Regions from separate parts of the Homo sapiens genome. Here all the other regions are linked to region 1. Evidence: chromatin loops called from intact Hi-C (ENCODE). Cell type or tissue: heart right ventricle. All regions are shown on one strand. Links, peaks and the distances in the headings refer to the core of each region. The heading gives the core; the rest is flanking DNA.

Region 1 (5,379 bases), core at 205-5,204:
AAGGTCCCAAGTTATGCCTCTGGTCTCTACAAAATGCAGTACAGGCTGGGAACAGTGTCTCATGCTTGAAATCCTAACACTTTGAGAGGCCGAGGCAGCAGGATCACTTGAGCCCAGGAGTTCGAGACTAGCTCGGACAACACAGTGAGATTCCGTCTCTACTAAGAAAAAATATTAGCCCAGTGTGGTGGCATATGCCTGTAGTCCCAGCTACTTGGGAGGCTGAGATGGGAGGACCACTCGAGCCCAGGAGTTCAAGGTTGCAGTGAGCTATGATCATGCCACTGCACTCCAGCCTGAGCGACAGAGCAAGACCCTGTCTCAAAAAAAAAAAAAACCAAAAACCAAAACAAAAAACAAAGAAACAAACTGTCAAAAAGCAGTAACCGGGGCATGCATTAATGTGGATTTCAGTTTTCTAAATCTGTTGGTAAATTACTGTTGGTAACTTCTATCTCTTCCTTTGTTTAACAAAAAGCCTAATAATGCTTGTTACCTAGGTCACAGGGTAGAAATATGAGATTATACTATAAAAGTGCAAATATAAAATTGCTGGCCAAAACAAAAGAAATATGAACTCTATAGTATTAGTTCATGCTCCAAGTTATAAGGTACTGTCTTTGAAGCTATTTTTATTATATTGAATTAATCCATATTAAAAGGCATGTTTGGCCAGGTGTGGTGGCTCACGCCTGTAATCCCAGCAGTTTGGGAGGCTGAGGCGGGCAGATCACTTGAGGTCAGGAGTTCGAGACCAGCCTGGCCAACATTGTGAAACTCCTGTCTCTACTAAAAATACAAAAAATTAGCCGGGTGTGGTGGCGCATGCTTGTAGTCCCAACTATTCGGGAGGGTGAGGCAGGAGAATCGCTTGAACGTGGGAGATGGAGTTTGCCGTGAGCCAAGATCGCGCCATTGCACTCCAGCCTGGGAGACAGAGTGAGTCTCCGTCTAAAAAAAAAAGAAAAAGAAAAAGAAAAAGAAGGCATGTTTCACCTTTGTTCTCTAGACCCAAGCAACTTTTGATCATACAGTTGACTTAAGTATTCAAGAGAAATGAACTACATATTTATGAGAGCTGTTAAAAAAGGGCGGGGGGGGCTAGTATAAATTGTTTAAAATGTATGCTCAACAACAAATTTAAGCTAAACTAAATTTTCTTGGCTTTCATTTAAGCATACATTAATAAACTTAAGGGCAGGAAGTTACCCAGTCTGTGCATACCCCTTTTCCTTGGCAAAAACCCAGCCTGATGTCCTGAAGACCTTGGTTTCTTCTTTTGATGTGGTGATGCTCAGCAGAGTTAATATATGAGTCATTCCTTAGGGAAAGACAGGGAGAAGAGCTTTCATGCCTTCATCAAACAAAAGGCAAATAGATTTTTTTCTAAGAAGGGTCTGTTGGTCTTCCTGAAACAGCACTGAGTCACTGCATGCTTATAGCCATAGTTATAAGCATCTGGTATCAAGTCACACCACAGCCTTAACTTTTGGTAATTTCTTTTTTGTCTTAAAAGGAGGATAGACAAATGAGCAATAAAGCAATAGTCAGAAGTCAAGCTGAATTGATAGGGAAGAAGCTGGCTAACAATTTTTTAAAAAAAGAATGATTCCACTTTATGGTATTAACTACTACAATATTTCACTTACTGAAACTATTTCACTATTTTATTTCAACCCATATGAATGCAGTTTTCCAAATAATATTTACTTTTAGCAATAGCCAAGAGTCAAAAAGTATCAGAAATGTCTATACTAAGGAAAAAACAGCTTTTAAAAAGTGCAGAATACTATACAGTACTTCCTCCTTAGGGTGCCATATACAGAGGAGGTCATAAATATGAAAAAGCAATTAAGATGTCAGATTTTTTAAATGTATAATTTTTTTTGTTTTCTTTTTAGTCATCAATTGACCTGTACTTCAGGGTAAATGTACAATTTTTAACACATATTTTAATAATGAAATAATCCCAAACTTTAAAGCAGAAACAGGCTCTGAATCTTACACAGGGGCACGTATCTCACAATTTTCTTTGTATCTAATTTATAACAAAAAGTACTTTTTTTCTATAAAAATGGTCATATGAAACAAAATGGCTCACAGATATCATTCAAAGGATAACACCTTGATGTTACAGCTTCTAATAAAACCTGATCTATTCTACAATGTAACTGAATAGTTCCCAACTTTTCTACTTCCAAACTGCTTCTAGAAAGTAAAACTAACACTTTAAACATGAGAAAATCCAATGGTTAAAATATATGGCAAACAGAAAAATTGTAAAATATATTCAGCCTTCTACTTATAGCTAAATATTTGGGTATGTTTTTAAATTATAAAATGATTGTCGATCGTTTTTCTTCTCTTTACAGTTCTTTGTCTAGAAGCTGGGCTTAACTGAAAGGGATATGGGGCTTTGTGAAGTCTTTTGCCAGGAAACTGCTCCACCTAGTGTCAAAAATTGTACATACATCACATTATATAGGAGAGTAAATTGTAGCCCATGGACTCCTTTGCTATTAAGAACAGGCTTTATAAATCCTTAATGTTACATACAGTTTACAAATGGTTCTTTAATCATCTTTTTGTCTTGTAACTTGATGAATCATAATGTACATGCATATAAGGAGCATGTCCAGAATACATTTCTCATAATCAAGTACCAAAGTTCCTGTTTTTGTTAACCTGGTTAATTACAGAATTATGAATCATATTTCTATTAGTGGGAAATAATTACAAGGTGGCTAATGAAATAACCCCATCACTTCTCCTAATTGTGTACAACATCTAAACTTTTTTTTTTTTCTTGAGACAGGGTCTCATTCTGTCGCCCAGGCTAGAGTGCAGTGGCGCGATCATAACCTCCCTGGGCTCAAGTGATTTTCCAACCTTGGCCTCAACCTCCACCTGAGTAGCTGGGACTACAGGAGCATGCCACTACACCTGGCTAATTAAAAAATTTTTTTCGTAGAGACGGGGTCCCACTAGGTTGCCCAGGCTGGTATGGTCTTGAACTCCCGGCCTCAAGTGATCCTCCTGCCTTGGCCTCCCAAAGTGCTGGGAATACAGGTGCGAGCCACTGCACCTGGCCTAAGCTTTTTAGAAATAAATTTTATTGTGCATAATTGAGGCTTACAATATGTTGTTATAGTATACATACAGATAACAAAATGGTTATACTATAGTAAAGCAAATTAACATGTTTATCATCTTACATAGTTACTTTTTAAAAATAAGAACAGCTAAAAATCTACTTAACAAAAATCCCTAATCCATTGTAATTTTACAACAGTGGTACCTTAGATCTTTAGACCTGTTCATCCTACACATGACATCTAAACTTAATCCATAAGTTATTTATTCCTCAAAATGGTTGCAATCTTGTAAAATCTGGTATTTAAGAGGAATTGAACATACCAGTGGTTACATGAAACTGGAACCAAATCTTCCTGTCATCAGACAGCTCATTTAGAAGAAATTCTTCTGCTTTTCCCTTCAAAAAAGCTTTTTCTTTTTACTCTTAATTTTTTTTATACAACTCATATATGCACAACTATATTCTTTTCTAAAGCATCATGTGAAACCTGTTATTTCTTGATCAAGAAGAGAGAAATGATAGTACTTATTTGGCAAATGGGTGAACCAAATACACAGATGTCATACAAAAATCCTTAGAAGACAGCTAGCTCTCTCATTAAGGCTCCCAGGCTCACTATGTCTCTTCCGGTGTACTACTGTCATTCAATGAGTTGGAGCAGGGGTTAACAAACTACAAACTGCAGACCAAATCCAGCCTGCTACCTGTTTTTATGAATAAAGTTTTACCAGAAAACGGCCGCATTCACTCATTTATGTACTGTCTATAATTGCTTTCTCGTTACAGTGACAGATCTGAGTAGTTGCACAGAGACTGGATAGCCCACGATGTGTAAATAGCTACGGATCTGATCCTTTACAGAAAAAGTGAGGCCGGATACAGTGGCTCATGCCTGTAATCCCGGCACTTTAGGAGGCTGAGGCGAGAGGATCTCTTGAACCGAGGAGTTTGAGACCAGCCTGGGCAACATGGAGAGACCCCGTTTCTACCCCTAAAAAAAACCCAGCTGGTGTAGTGGTGCACACCTGTAGTCCCAGCTACCTGGGAGGCTGAGGTGGGAAGATCTCTTGAGCCCAGGAGGCTGAGGCTACAGCGGGCCATATTCATGCCACTGTACTCCAGCCTGGCAACAGAGAGAAACCCTGTCTCAAAAAAGAAACGAAGATAAAAGAAAATGAAAAAGAGAAGGTATGCTCTGTAGCCCTAGGTTAGACTTTTTTTTTTTTTTTTTTTTTTTTGAGACGGAGTTTTGCTCTTGTTGCCCAGGCTGGAGTGCAATGGCGCAATCTCGGCTCACTGCAACCTCTGCCTCCCCCGTTCAAACAATTATCTCACCTCAGCCTCCCAAGTAGCTGGGATTACAGGCGCCCCCCCCACCACGCCCAGCTAATTTTTGTATTTTTAGCAGAGACAGGGTTTCACCATGTTGGCCAGGCTGGTCTCAAACTCCTGACCTCAGGTGATCCACCCACCGCAGCCTCCCAAAGTGCTGGGATCACAGGCATGAGCCACCGAGCCCGGTCTAGACCATTATTAAGATAGAAATTTTGACTCACAAAAACTGGCTGCATAGAGATGAACCAAAGAGGTCAACAGCAGCTATGTTCTCTTTATGCAAACATTGACTTACTATTCTTACTCTGGATATAATTTCCGCTACATGAGAGAATAAATAAGCATTCCTGATCGCTCATGTACTGGATCTTCTAAAAGGTAACCTGAATGCTTGCTAAGACTAAAATAAATCTGTCAATGGATTTTGGGGAATTAATATGCAATAAAAGAGTGCTTAAAAGGTGCTACCTGGCCGATCACGAGGTCAGGAGATCAAGACCATCCTGGCTAACACGGTGAAACCCTGTCTCTACTGAAAATACAAAAAATTAGCCAGGCATGGTGGTGGGCGCCTGTAGTCCCAGCTACTCGGGAGGCTGAGGCAGGGGAATGGCGTGAACCCAGGAGGCGGGGTTTGCAGTGAGCTAAGATTGCACCACTGTACTCCAGCCTGGGTGACAGAGCTAGACTCTGTCTCCAAAAAAAAAAAAAAAAAAAAAAAGGTGCTATCTTGGAAAAATCTGCCAGCCCCAGAAGCTTCTTTGCACCTAATCTACATACAAACTCAAATAAGGTAAATGAATGAAATTTGTAACTTGCACTACTTGCTAGGCAAAATTTGTTCAAGGTAGATATCAAATGAATGAACAAAAATATGCCTGCATAAGAACTAAAAACAGAGGAAATGCAGTTTACAAATGCTATTAATTTCTAATTTATTTAATATT
Region 2 (5,379 bases), core at 111-5,110, 280 kb before region 1:
AGTCTTCAGGAATCACATCTCCAGCTTGCACACGCTCAGGAATTACTCCTGGTTTTAAAGGGCAACTCCTCTACTTAATGACTACACCCTTGGGCAGTCACTTGACCACTTATCTGTAAAGGGATACCAGTATCTCACACAGTTGTTCAGGAGTAGCTCCCATAATGTAAAGCACCTGGCTCGGAGCCTGGCATAGAGAGAGGGGCTCAGTGACAGATGGTGCCTCTTGTTACACTTTTCCTAGGTCTTCTCCCGGGGCTAGCATTTCTCTGCTTCTCATTGGAGTAAGATCCCTAGAGTGGGATATTGGAGAATGTCTGTCTGGTTCTAGTACACACCTTGAGTCCTCAAGCCTAGGCTGAAGGCATCCTCAGCTCCAGGAACATGGACATTATATTAGGGGTGGGGCCAAAGTCTTGGAAAATGAGCACTCATTCAATTACCATTTCCTTCCAACACACCCGAGCACCACAACACCGTAGCCCGCAGCCGTGGCTCACTGGACTCATCGGGGAGGAACGCGGTGGTGGTGCAGCCTCTCTCCAGGCATACTGCGTGAAAAAGCCCCTCCTTGAGAATGATTGCTTTACAGTCTCCACCATGACCAACCAGGATTTGCTGTAGGAATGCAGGAAAGTCCTATTAATAAAATGCAATCACATTAGTGGGTCAAATAAGAAAATACAAATGGTCATCTTTATGGATGCTGGAAGAGTGACGAAATGCAGTATCCTTTTCTGATCAAAATTATTTTTAAAAAAGAATTCAAAAAGATAATTCATTAGCATAATGAAATATACCTATCTTAATAGGGACTTCCCTAAAACTCAGAACCAAGACAAGCAAGAATGATATCACCAATATTACCTAATACTGTACAAGAAATTTTAATGGCCAATGTGATTCAATAAACCAAAAATCAAAATTTTCAAAGTTTTTTTTCAAAAAGAGGTTCCAAATTATCATTATTTGCAGAAAACCAGTCTGAGTGATTGGATTCACAAATCCTTGTGTGCAGAAAACCAAGAAAGTAATAAAACCAAAATTCAGAAAGTAATTAAACCAATATTCAGAAAGTAAAAAAACCAATAAAAGTTCTGTAAGGCAGCTGGTTACAAAGTAAACATGCCAAATCAGTAGCTCTTCTATATATCAGCAATAACCAATTTGATTTTTAATAAAAATTTTAATAATAAAAATACCTGAGAATAAATTTAACCAAGCTTATGCAAGGATTCTGAGGAAAAAAAATAAAAACTTTTACCAGTGGTCATAAAAGAAGATTTTTTTAAATGAGAAGATATATCATTACTAGACTGAAGGACTCAATCTATTAAAAGGCTACTTTCCTCCAAATCTATACATTTCATAAAATTCCCATCAAAATTAGAATTTTTTAAAGGACAAAATGATGTTTTTTTTCGAGACAGAATCTCACTCTGTCACCCAGGCTGGAGTGCAGTCATATTATCTTGGCTCACTGCAACTTCTGCTCATGGGTTCAAGCAATTCTTGTGCCTCAGCCTCCCAAGTAGCTGGGATTACAGGTGTGTGCCACCACACCTGGCTAATTTAAGGACAAAATGATTCTAAAGGTCATCTGGAAAAGTGAATAAAAAAATTCAAGCCAGGAATCAGGCTTACAGCTACCACACTGTGGAGGGAAAGAGAAATTTCTCCCCCAATTAGTGTGCATTTTTCAACCTTTAAAAATCCATGCTTTTGTTTTTTAAATAAAAATTCTTCTCCCATTCTCATTCCAGTCATACTCCGTCCTGTCTTTCCCACTGAATGTTACTATGAATCCTGGACCACAGGCATGGAGCAGCTAGCTCTGAAAACAAGGTGGTAGCAGGAAGATCAGGGAAGGAAAAGAGAACTCTAAACACCACCAAAGTGGCAGTAAGTCTGCCATTTTATTCCCCCTCTGGGGTCTCCTGGCCTGGACTCAAAGATGAACCAAAACCTGGAATTGCATACCAGATGCAGATAGAAAGAGCTCTGAGCCTCTGTTTCTGACCTTAGGAGAGAGGTAAGCACCCCTATAGGTCAGCAAAAGCGGGGAAATCCTGTGTTTGCTGTCTCTTTTCTCCCCACACCAGCCCCTAGGCAATCTCACTGCAGCAGTGGCAGCCAGGCAGGTGCCTAGAACTTCAAGGGAAGGAAACTCATCTCTCTGCCAGAGGAAGAATGGTCCCAACAGCAAGGGAGTCATGCCCATGGCTTTTTTCTCTTTACACAACCTTCCATGCTTGGCCGTGGAGGCAGACAGTCACAGAAACTGTAGGGCAGAGCAGTACAGTTAAAACCCTGACTTTCTAGCCAGAGGACCGGAAAGAGGGACCCCTGAGACTGTAAAGTGTTGAGATTTCAGAGAGGAGGGAACGCAAGAAGGCAATACCCTAAAGTTGTATGTGAACTCCTGGGCTCATGCCCAGGCATTCCATGTGTGGATCTGAACAAAGGCTTTGAGAACTGAACGGTGGGACAAGGCACTGTCCAGTCTCGTACCCGCCACTGGGTGGCGCACACACGGGGCGGATCTGAACAGCGCGGCAAAGGCTCTGAAGCTTAATTGATATTGAACCACAACCCGCAGGAGGCAGGTGGGAACTTGTGACTGAACCTAACCAGGACGATTGCCTGCCAAAGCAAAAACACAGGATTCCAACATGGCCCAGATTCTCATAACACAAAATTAGAATGTTCAGGATACCGTCCATAACTACTTGACCTGTAGAGAACAGAGAGAACCTTAATTTCCTGAAGACACTCCTGGGCTCAAGGGAATCTTCCCACCTCAGCCTCCCGAGTAGCTGGGATTACAGGTGCGTGCCACCACACCCGGCTAATTTTGTATTTTTAGTAGCGACCGGGTTTCTCCATGTTGGTCAGGCTGGTTTCTACATTTCACGTGAAGCACTAAATATATAACCTAAATAGACTATGAAAACCTAGGTGTTTTGTAATCCCTAAAGCAACTACATTTTCAACTTACACAAAAAGATATGGTTAAAAAAATCAGTGAATTAAAATGGAATTCCAAAAAATTCAAATAATCCAAAGGAAGGCAGGAAAAGTCAAAACAGGAATGAAAAACACAGGGAAAAATAGAGAACAAATAGAAAACACAATAAAATATTAAATGTAAATCCAAACATACCAACGATTATATTAAATTTAAAAAGTTGAAATATGCTAATAAAAAGATAGATTGTTGAATGTAAAAAACTAACAAACAAAAAACCCAACACTCAACTATATGTGTCTAAGAAACTCATTTTAAGTAAATAGTATAGATTAAAAATGAAAGGACAAAAAAGAAAGATATATCATACAAATACTAATCAAAAGAAATCTGGAGTAATTACATACCATCAGACAAAACAGACTTCAGAGCAAGGAAATTTACCAAGGATACAGAGGGACATTACATAATGATAACAAGGTCAATTTTCAAAGAAAACATTAACAATCCTAAGCATCTATGTACCTAACAACAGAGCTTCAAAATCCATGAGGCAAAACCTGACAGAACTGAAAAGAGAAATGGCAAATCAGCAATTACAGTTGGACACCCCAACCTGCCTTTCTCAGTAATCCCTAGAACAAATAGATCACATTCTGGATCATAAAACAACAATTTTTTTTCTTTTTTAGACAAGGTCTTGCTCTGCTGCTCAGGCTGGAGTACAGTAGAGCAATCTCAGCTCACTGCAGCCCAACTTCACGGGCTCAAACGATCCTCCCACTTCAGCCTCCCGAGTAGCTGGGACCACACGCTTGTGCCACCACACCTGAGTAATTTTTGTATTTTTGGTAGAGATGGGGTTTCGCCATGTTCCCCAGGCTGGTCTCGAACTCCTGACCTTAAATGATCCATCCGCCTTGGCCTCCCAAAAGTGCTGGGATTACAGGCATGAGCCACCACTCCAAGCCCATAAAACAAACCTTAACAAATTTAAAAGAACAGAAATAATACAAAGCAAGGTCTCTGAGCATAATGGAATTAAACCAGAGATCGATAACTGACAAAAATCTCTAAATAGTTGGAAATTAAATAATATACTTCTAAGTAATCCATGGGTCAAAGGAGGTAGTCTCAAAGGAAATGAGGATATTAGAAAATACTTAAAACTGAACAAAAACAAAAATACAATAAATCAAAATGTGTAGATGCAGCTAAAGAAGAGCTCAGATGGAAATTTATAGCATTTGATGCTTATTTTAGAAAAGAAGGAAGGCTCGAGTCAACAATCTAAACCTCAGCTTTAATAAACTAAAGAAAAAAAAGGGCAAAATAAACCTAAAACAAGCAGAAGGAAGGAAGTTTTGGTAAGTTAAAGAAGCCACTCTCAAAAGGTTACATATTGTATGAACACATGACATTATGGAAAAGGCAAAGCTACAGGGACAAAAAACATCGGTTGGTGGCCAGGGATTGGGGTGAGGCAAGGATGCCACGACAGGGAGCATGAAGCAGATTTGTGGGAGTGATCAAACTGTTCGGAACCTTGATTGGGGTGGGGCAACAAAACTCATAGGGCAGTATACCCCCAAATAGCCTTTTTATTAAAATGATAATCTCTCACTGTTTGGAATCCTGATTGGGGTGGGGTTACAAAACTCATGGAGCGGTATACTCACAAACAGTCTTTTTATTAAAATAATAATCTCTCTCTCACTCTCTCTCTCTCTCTCTCGATCTCTCACACATACACACATGCACGCACACAATGTTTCTCACCATGCAGGCTGTGTCTGTTCACCACTGCCAACAGTATGCCAGGTATAATAAGACTAAATATGTTTTTTTGTTGAATTAAAGCCATTCATTCAAAATGAATCACTGGTACCCAAAAGATGGGGTCTAACTTATGTTTAATTATAATGGGAATAAGTAGCACTTATTGACTGCTTTTTAATTTGCCAAGTACTGCCAAAGATTGAGATGCATTATTCAAATGCATTTATAACTCTTAGATCATTCTGTTCTTTATAATGGCATATTTCGTAGCCATTTCTATTTCTTGAAATTTCAAGTCTTTTGGTTTTTTTGATTCTTTTGGCAAACTTTCTTAAAAGTACAAGAGCCCAAGTTGCACAGGTAAATAATAGCAATGTAGCGGAATGACCACCAGATGGAGACAGAGAACACAAAGTTATTCAGACGCAAGGTTTTTGCCAGAGTTGTTTCCCAGGCTCAGGAGGCACAACACCTGGATATGAGGTTGCTCCCATTAGGACGCTGGTTCTCAAACCTGGCTGCTCATTAAAATCACCTGGGGACATTTACACTACTGATGAACAGCCCCCTTCACCCCACCCCTGAGTTTTGTGGTCTGGAGTACGGTCTTGCCACTGAGAGTTTTAAAAGCT
Region 3 (5,379 bases), core at 208-5,207, 290 kb before region 1:
TAAGATATATATGTATTAAAAATACTGTATGCCGATATAAGTAATATGTCTACATTATAGAAAACATAAAAGCAAAACCTTAGTAATGGTTACTGTACTTTTAAAATGCATTTAAAAAAATTTCTTAAAGTAGTATATTCACAGGCTAAAAAAAATCCAGATAGTACAAAGCAGCATTCAGTGTGAAGCCTTTCTTCTACCCTGACACCTTAGTTCCCCTCCCCAGAGGTAGCTGGTTATTCATGTGCACGTGTCCTGCTTTTTGTCACTTCAGCGTATAAGCAACATGTAAAATGTGTAAGCATTCTATTATTGACTTGTTAGAAATCCTTATTTATGATTACATAATTATCACTGTGTGATGATTAACCATTTTTCTATTACTGAACATTTGTTTTAGTCTTTAGGCTTGTAGGCTTTTATATTCAGGGAATATTTTTGTGCATGAAATCTGCATTTTGAGATTTTTTTTTTTTTGAGACATTCCTATGTGGGGAACTATTGGGTCAAAAGATATATAATGTAAGTTTCTTGATATAATCTAAGCAGATTTGTTAAACTGTTTTCCTAAACTTTTAGGCTTATACTAATTGAATATATTTCTATATGTATATATTTAAGTGTATTTACCTTTTAACATGTGTTGTCTGCTTTGGGTGGAACAGGGAAACACCAGACCCAAGTTTCCAGGAAGAGTTCTCTGGTCTCCTGCTCTTGAAAATGTTACGATCAGCTATAGAAGCATCCAAGGATAAAGACAAGGTAGACTCACAACAAAACCCAGTATCTCCCAAACAGATAGTTAATGTATTGTAGCTGCAGTGTGGTAGTTCAGTGTGGCTTGATGTTCCTCAGACTGTCCCACCAAATGTACTCCTGTTCAAAAGAGACTGAGGGTGTGCTCAGGGTATAAATGGCCCATTCCACACGTGTATGGTTTCTTTACTGTCTCCTGCCTCCTGAAAAATATCAGTGCCCATTGTAATACTACATGACATATTCAGATTCCTTTTAAAATTAACTTTTTTTTATTTTCCAAAAAAAAAAAATTGACAAGTCAGAAAGATGAGTAGCTCTTGGCTTTGAATATTACCTGTTAAACTAATAAGTTTAAAAAGCACATGTCTGGGCTTTAGGTCAGACATACATGGATTCAAGCCCTGGCTCGCCCTTTAGTAACTGGGTAAGTTTGGTATATTACATAACTTCTCTGAAGGTCAGCTCCTCACATGTAACATGGAAGTTATATACCTCACTGGATATGAAGATGCCTTATGTTAAAGCACCTAGCACAGTACCTGACCCATACCATGTGCTCACTTTAATACTACTTCTGAAAATCTGGTAATCACCCAGGAAGCCCTACCTCAGAGTAATTCAATCAGAAATTCTGAGGTTAGGGCCTCCGAATCGGTTTTAAAACAAAAGGAGAAACCTCCCCAAATGATTCTGATGGGCTGCAGAGGTTGAGACTCTAGTCTAGTAGAAAAGTATTGGACTGGAATTATGGAACCTAGCTTCTCCTCATTGTCTTGCTATCAATCAGCCTTGTCCTGTTGTTCCCGGTCCTTATACTCCATCTCAGTAAAACAAGGAAGATGGACCTCTCTGAGGTCCTGTCTAGCACTAAATAAAATAAATAAATAAATAATCAGAGAGAGGAGTTCTGTAGAACCTCACATTTCTGATGGCTCAGGATGTTAACCAGAGCAGACCTTGTGAGTTCCAAGGACTTGCTTTAAGAAGTTGAAGACCTCCTGGGTTTTTTTAAAGCTGAAATTAGACTTTTGGAAACATCTCTTTGGCCAAACAGATTTCTAAAGCATTTACATTTTTTCTAGGTAAAAAGCAATGCAGTCCGGGCCCTTGGAAATTTGCTTCATTTTCTGCAACCCTCTCATATAGAAAAACCCACATTTGCAGAAATCATTGAGGAGTCTATCCAGGCCCTAATTTCTACTGTTCTAACAGAAGCTGCCATGAAAGTCCGATGGAATGCTTGTTATGCAATGGGAAATGTATTTAAAAATCCTGCCCTTCCTTTAGGTAAGAAAGTTTCCCTTCACTCCCTGGTGGAAAGCCTCTTGGGACACACACCAATCTACGTTGTTGTTAAAGATGTTTGTCACATGTTATTTGTCATAGTATTAGGAAAAAATGGAGACATACTGAAGACAAGTTTAGGGGGACATTGAAATACATCATTACCTATACAATGGGATATATAATGGGATATTTTGTTGCCATTTAAAATTACTTACAAGAATTTGATAATCTGGAAAAATACTTCTGATGTTAAACAAATGAAAGCAGGTATTAAATAATTTCTACAGAATGATCTCAATAGATGGGTAGAAAAAAGACTGAAAGGAAATTGGACTAATTATTAACAGTGATTGCCTCTGGATGGGTAGGATTTTTTCTGTTTTCATTTTCTCAGTTGTCTACAATAAGCATATATTACTTTAATGGTCAAGAAAACAGGAAGGAAAAAAACTGGAATGAGAGGGAATATAAACTGGAAATCCCCTATGAGCTGTGTACAGAAGTGGATGCCATTAATAAATGTAAGGAGGGCATCTGTCTCTAAGTAGTGGCATGCCATGCACCTTGATATGTCATTCAGGACCAGTAGCTGCTTAGGTGTATGGATCGGAGCCTCCAAACCTCGCTCACTTTGAATGCCAGCGTTCGCTTTATTGCATCTCTCTCTCTCAGATCTGAGACCTAAGGATGTGTTCCTGGAGAGGAGAGCACACATCAAGTGAGGGGAGTCTGGCTCTGCTCCCCTTTATTGCCCAGAGCGTCCAGGCAGACCAGTCAGCTGGGAGTATGTAAGGTAGCTTCCCGGCTTCTTCCATTGAGGAAGTCACCTAAGGGTGACCTTTTGGGTTGGAGCCCATTGAGGTGGTTATCCGCCTTCTGGAGAGCCAAGAAGTCCTTGAAACCAGGGCACCTCAGTGGTGGTTGGCTCCTACCAGCCTTCCTGTATGGCCCTTGCCCTCAGCCTACTAGAGAGAGAAGTTTACCTGCATGACTTGGAGGGAAAGGGAAGCTCCAAAGAGGCAGGAAGTTTGAGAACTAGAAAGCATCCAGTAGCAGAGCTATCAAGAGCCACATAAGAAAAGGGAGCTAGAAACTGATAAAGGACTCTGACGGGTCGGATTGTGAGTGTCTCATAGCTCTAGCAGTGGCCCATTGTCAATGGCACTGGCATCCACCAAATGGAAAGGGCCTGCTTGCCGGTCTTCAGAGGCAACAGAGAAGCCAGGAAGGGCTGGGAGAGTTAAGAGAAGCTGCATTCTACTCTGTCACCCATCTTGAGTAAGGACACCCCAAAGTGGAGTGGGTAGCAGTAGCTCTGGTAAGGAGGAAAGCAGGCTGATTTCCTAGGGCCTACAGGTGTGGAGAAAAGATAGAAATCTGGGCATCTTATTCTTGAAATTGTAAGTTTTCTTTTTCTTTGCAATAAAATGCATGACTGGCTATGGCCAGAGCAGTGTCTGGATGCTGTTGCAGGTGAGCATGCAGTGTGTGGCTTGCACACAGCTCAGAAGTGCCCAGCTGAGAGGATAGGTGGGGTTGCAGTTCAGTCCACGCTCTGCCCACAAAGCCATACCCCAACGGGACAGAATCCTCCCAGAGAAGAAGCCTTTTTCTGAGTCACCAAAGGCTTTATATTGGGTAGCAGAGGCTCTAAGCGTGTGGCAGGCTGAGGTAGGGAAAGAGGGAGGTTTGGGGATTGGCACCTGGCCACTTACCTAGGATCCTACAGTCAGTCACCACCCTTGTCTTACAGGATGATTGTGAGAATGAAGTGAACACATAAAATGAGTGTCTTGAGCACTAGTGTTTAAGCTTCCTTCCACCCCTCTCCCTCTCACCCCACCTAGTTCTAAGCCTGCATTTGTTTTAGTGACTGTGGATTCTTTCTAGGGACAGCCCCATGGACCTCCCAGGCCTACAATGCCCTGACATCGGTCGTGACATCATGCAAGAACTTCAAAGTGCGCATCAGATCTGCAGCTGCCCTTTCCGTCCCGGGGAAGAGAGAGCAGTACGGGTCTGTTGACCAGTATGCTCGGATCTGGAATGCATTGGTCACCGCTTTACAGAAGAGTGAAGACACCATAGACTTTTTGGAATTCAAGTACTGTGTCAGCCTACGGACCCAAATCTGCCAGGCACTGATTCACCTCTTGAGCTTGGCCAGTGCCTCGGACCTCCCTTGTATGAAAGAAACCCTTGAACTGAGTGGGAATATGGTCCAGTCCTATATTCTACAGTTTTTAAAATCAGGAGCAGAGGGAGATGACACTGGAGCACCCCACAGCCCACAGGAAAGAGACCAGATGGTCAGAATGGCCCTTAAACACATGGGCAGCATCCAGGCACCAACTGGAGACACAGCCAGAAGGGCCATCATGGGCTTTTTAGAAGAGATCCTGGCCGTTTGTTTTGACTCATCTGGATCACAAGGGGCACTCCCAGGGTTAACAAATCAGTGAAGATCCCACCATACTTTCTAGATGTCGAAGGCGGCAGTAGGAAGACCTGAGCTTGAGCATAAGATCTGTGGGATTTCATCTTAGGGGCAGAAACAATCCGTTCACTATTTATTTAGAATGACTTAGCAGCCATTTAAATTTTCACAGAGGGCTCAACCACCTTTGGAGTGACTCCATAGCACTGGCCATGGTCAGGGTTGTTGGAACATCTGACCTGTGCATCCAGGAGCCGAGGAGTCAGGTTGTAATACAGGCCAAGCAGACGGGCTTTGAGGGCATTTAGTCTCAGAAAAAAAAAATGTAGAAGGATTTCGGAATTAGAATTTTGTGTATTGTATCTGTAGTTTTGTAATAAACTAACGAAAAATAGTGTGTCCACAATCTCCTGTTGTTACCAAGTTGTATTTCTAGCAAGCTGCAAGCAGAGCTGCAGTTCAGCCAGTTTGTCCTGGCCCAGCTGCACAGGATGCGAGGATGCTGACAGTGCCTCACAGCCGCACAGGACCGAGGATGCTGACGGTGCCTCACAGCCACACAGGACGCGAGGATGCTGACGGTGCCTCACAGCCACACAGGACGCGAGGATGCTGACAGTGCCTCACAGCCACACAGGACGCGAGGATGCTGACGGTGCCTCACAGCCGCACAGGACCGAGGATGCTGACGGTGCCTCACAGCCACACAGGACGCGAGGATGCTGACGGTGCCTCACAGCCGCACAGGACCGAGGATGCTGACGGTGCCTCACAGCCACACAGGACGCGAGGATGCTGACGGTGCCTCACAGCCACACAGGACGCGAGGATGCTGACGGTGCCTCACAGCCGCACAGGACGCGAGGATGCTGACGGTGCCTCACAGCCACACAGGA

The links. Hi-C counts contacts between places; a loop is a spot of excess contacts. Peaks named below come from ENCODE experiments on the same cell type or tissue, not always from the same donor. Only the 100,000 strongest peaks of a DNase experiment are listed, where the experiment ranks them.
Region 2: it touches region 1 in a loop (6-fold over the local background); 37 of 110 quality-filtered maps call a loop at or near these places.
Region 3: it touches region 1 in a loop (4-fold over the local background); 38 of 110 quality-filtered maps call a loop at or near these places.

Annotation. Positions count from the first base shown.
Region 1 is chr17:59,750,701-59,756,079 of GRCh38, reverse strand. The region is part of intron 5 of VMP1 (vacuole membrane protein 1); the gene reads right to left. Among named protein-coding and RNA genes, the nearest start is that of VMP1, 46 kb to the right of the region's middle. RefSeq lists enhancers at 985-1,827, 671-1,870. In heart right ventricle, for the core only: a CTCF peak has its summit at 2,447 (motif pointing left); no DNase peak of the experiment used is centred there; H3K27ac peaks cover 795 bases.
Region 2 is chr17:60,034,417-60,039,795 of GRCh38, reverse strand. No RefSeq gene overlaps it. Among named protein-coding and RNA genes, the nearest start is that of MIR4737, 6.0 kb to the left of the region's middle. RefSeq lists an enhancer at 2,646-2,775. In heart right ventricle, for the core only: CTCF peaks have their summits at 2,310 and 2,515 (motif pointing right); a DNase peak (open chromatin) is centred at 2,535; H3K27me3 peaks cover 1,498 bases.
Region 3 is chr17:60,042,692-60,048,070 of GRCh38, reverse strand. It overlaps HEATR6 (HEAT repeat containing 6), which reads left to right. Exons shown (of 20, transcript NM_022070.5): 18 at 666-762; 19 at 1,842-2,046; 20 at 3,937-5,379. The coding sequence ends at 4,508. It overlaps MIR4737 (microRNA 4737), which reads left to right and starts at 4,966; the gene lies at 4,966-5,046. In heart right ventricle, for the core only: no CTCF peak of the experiment used is centred there; no DNase peak of the experiment used is centred there.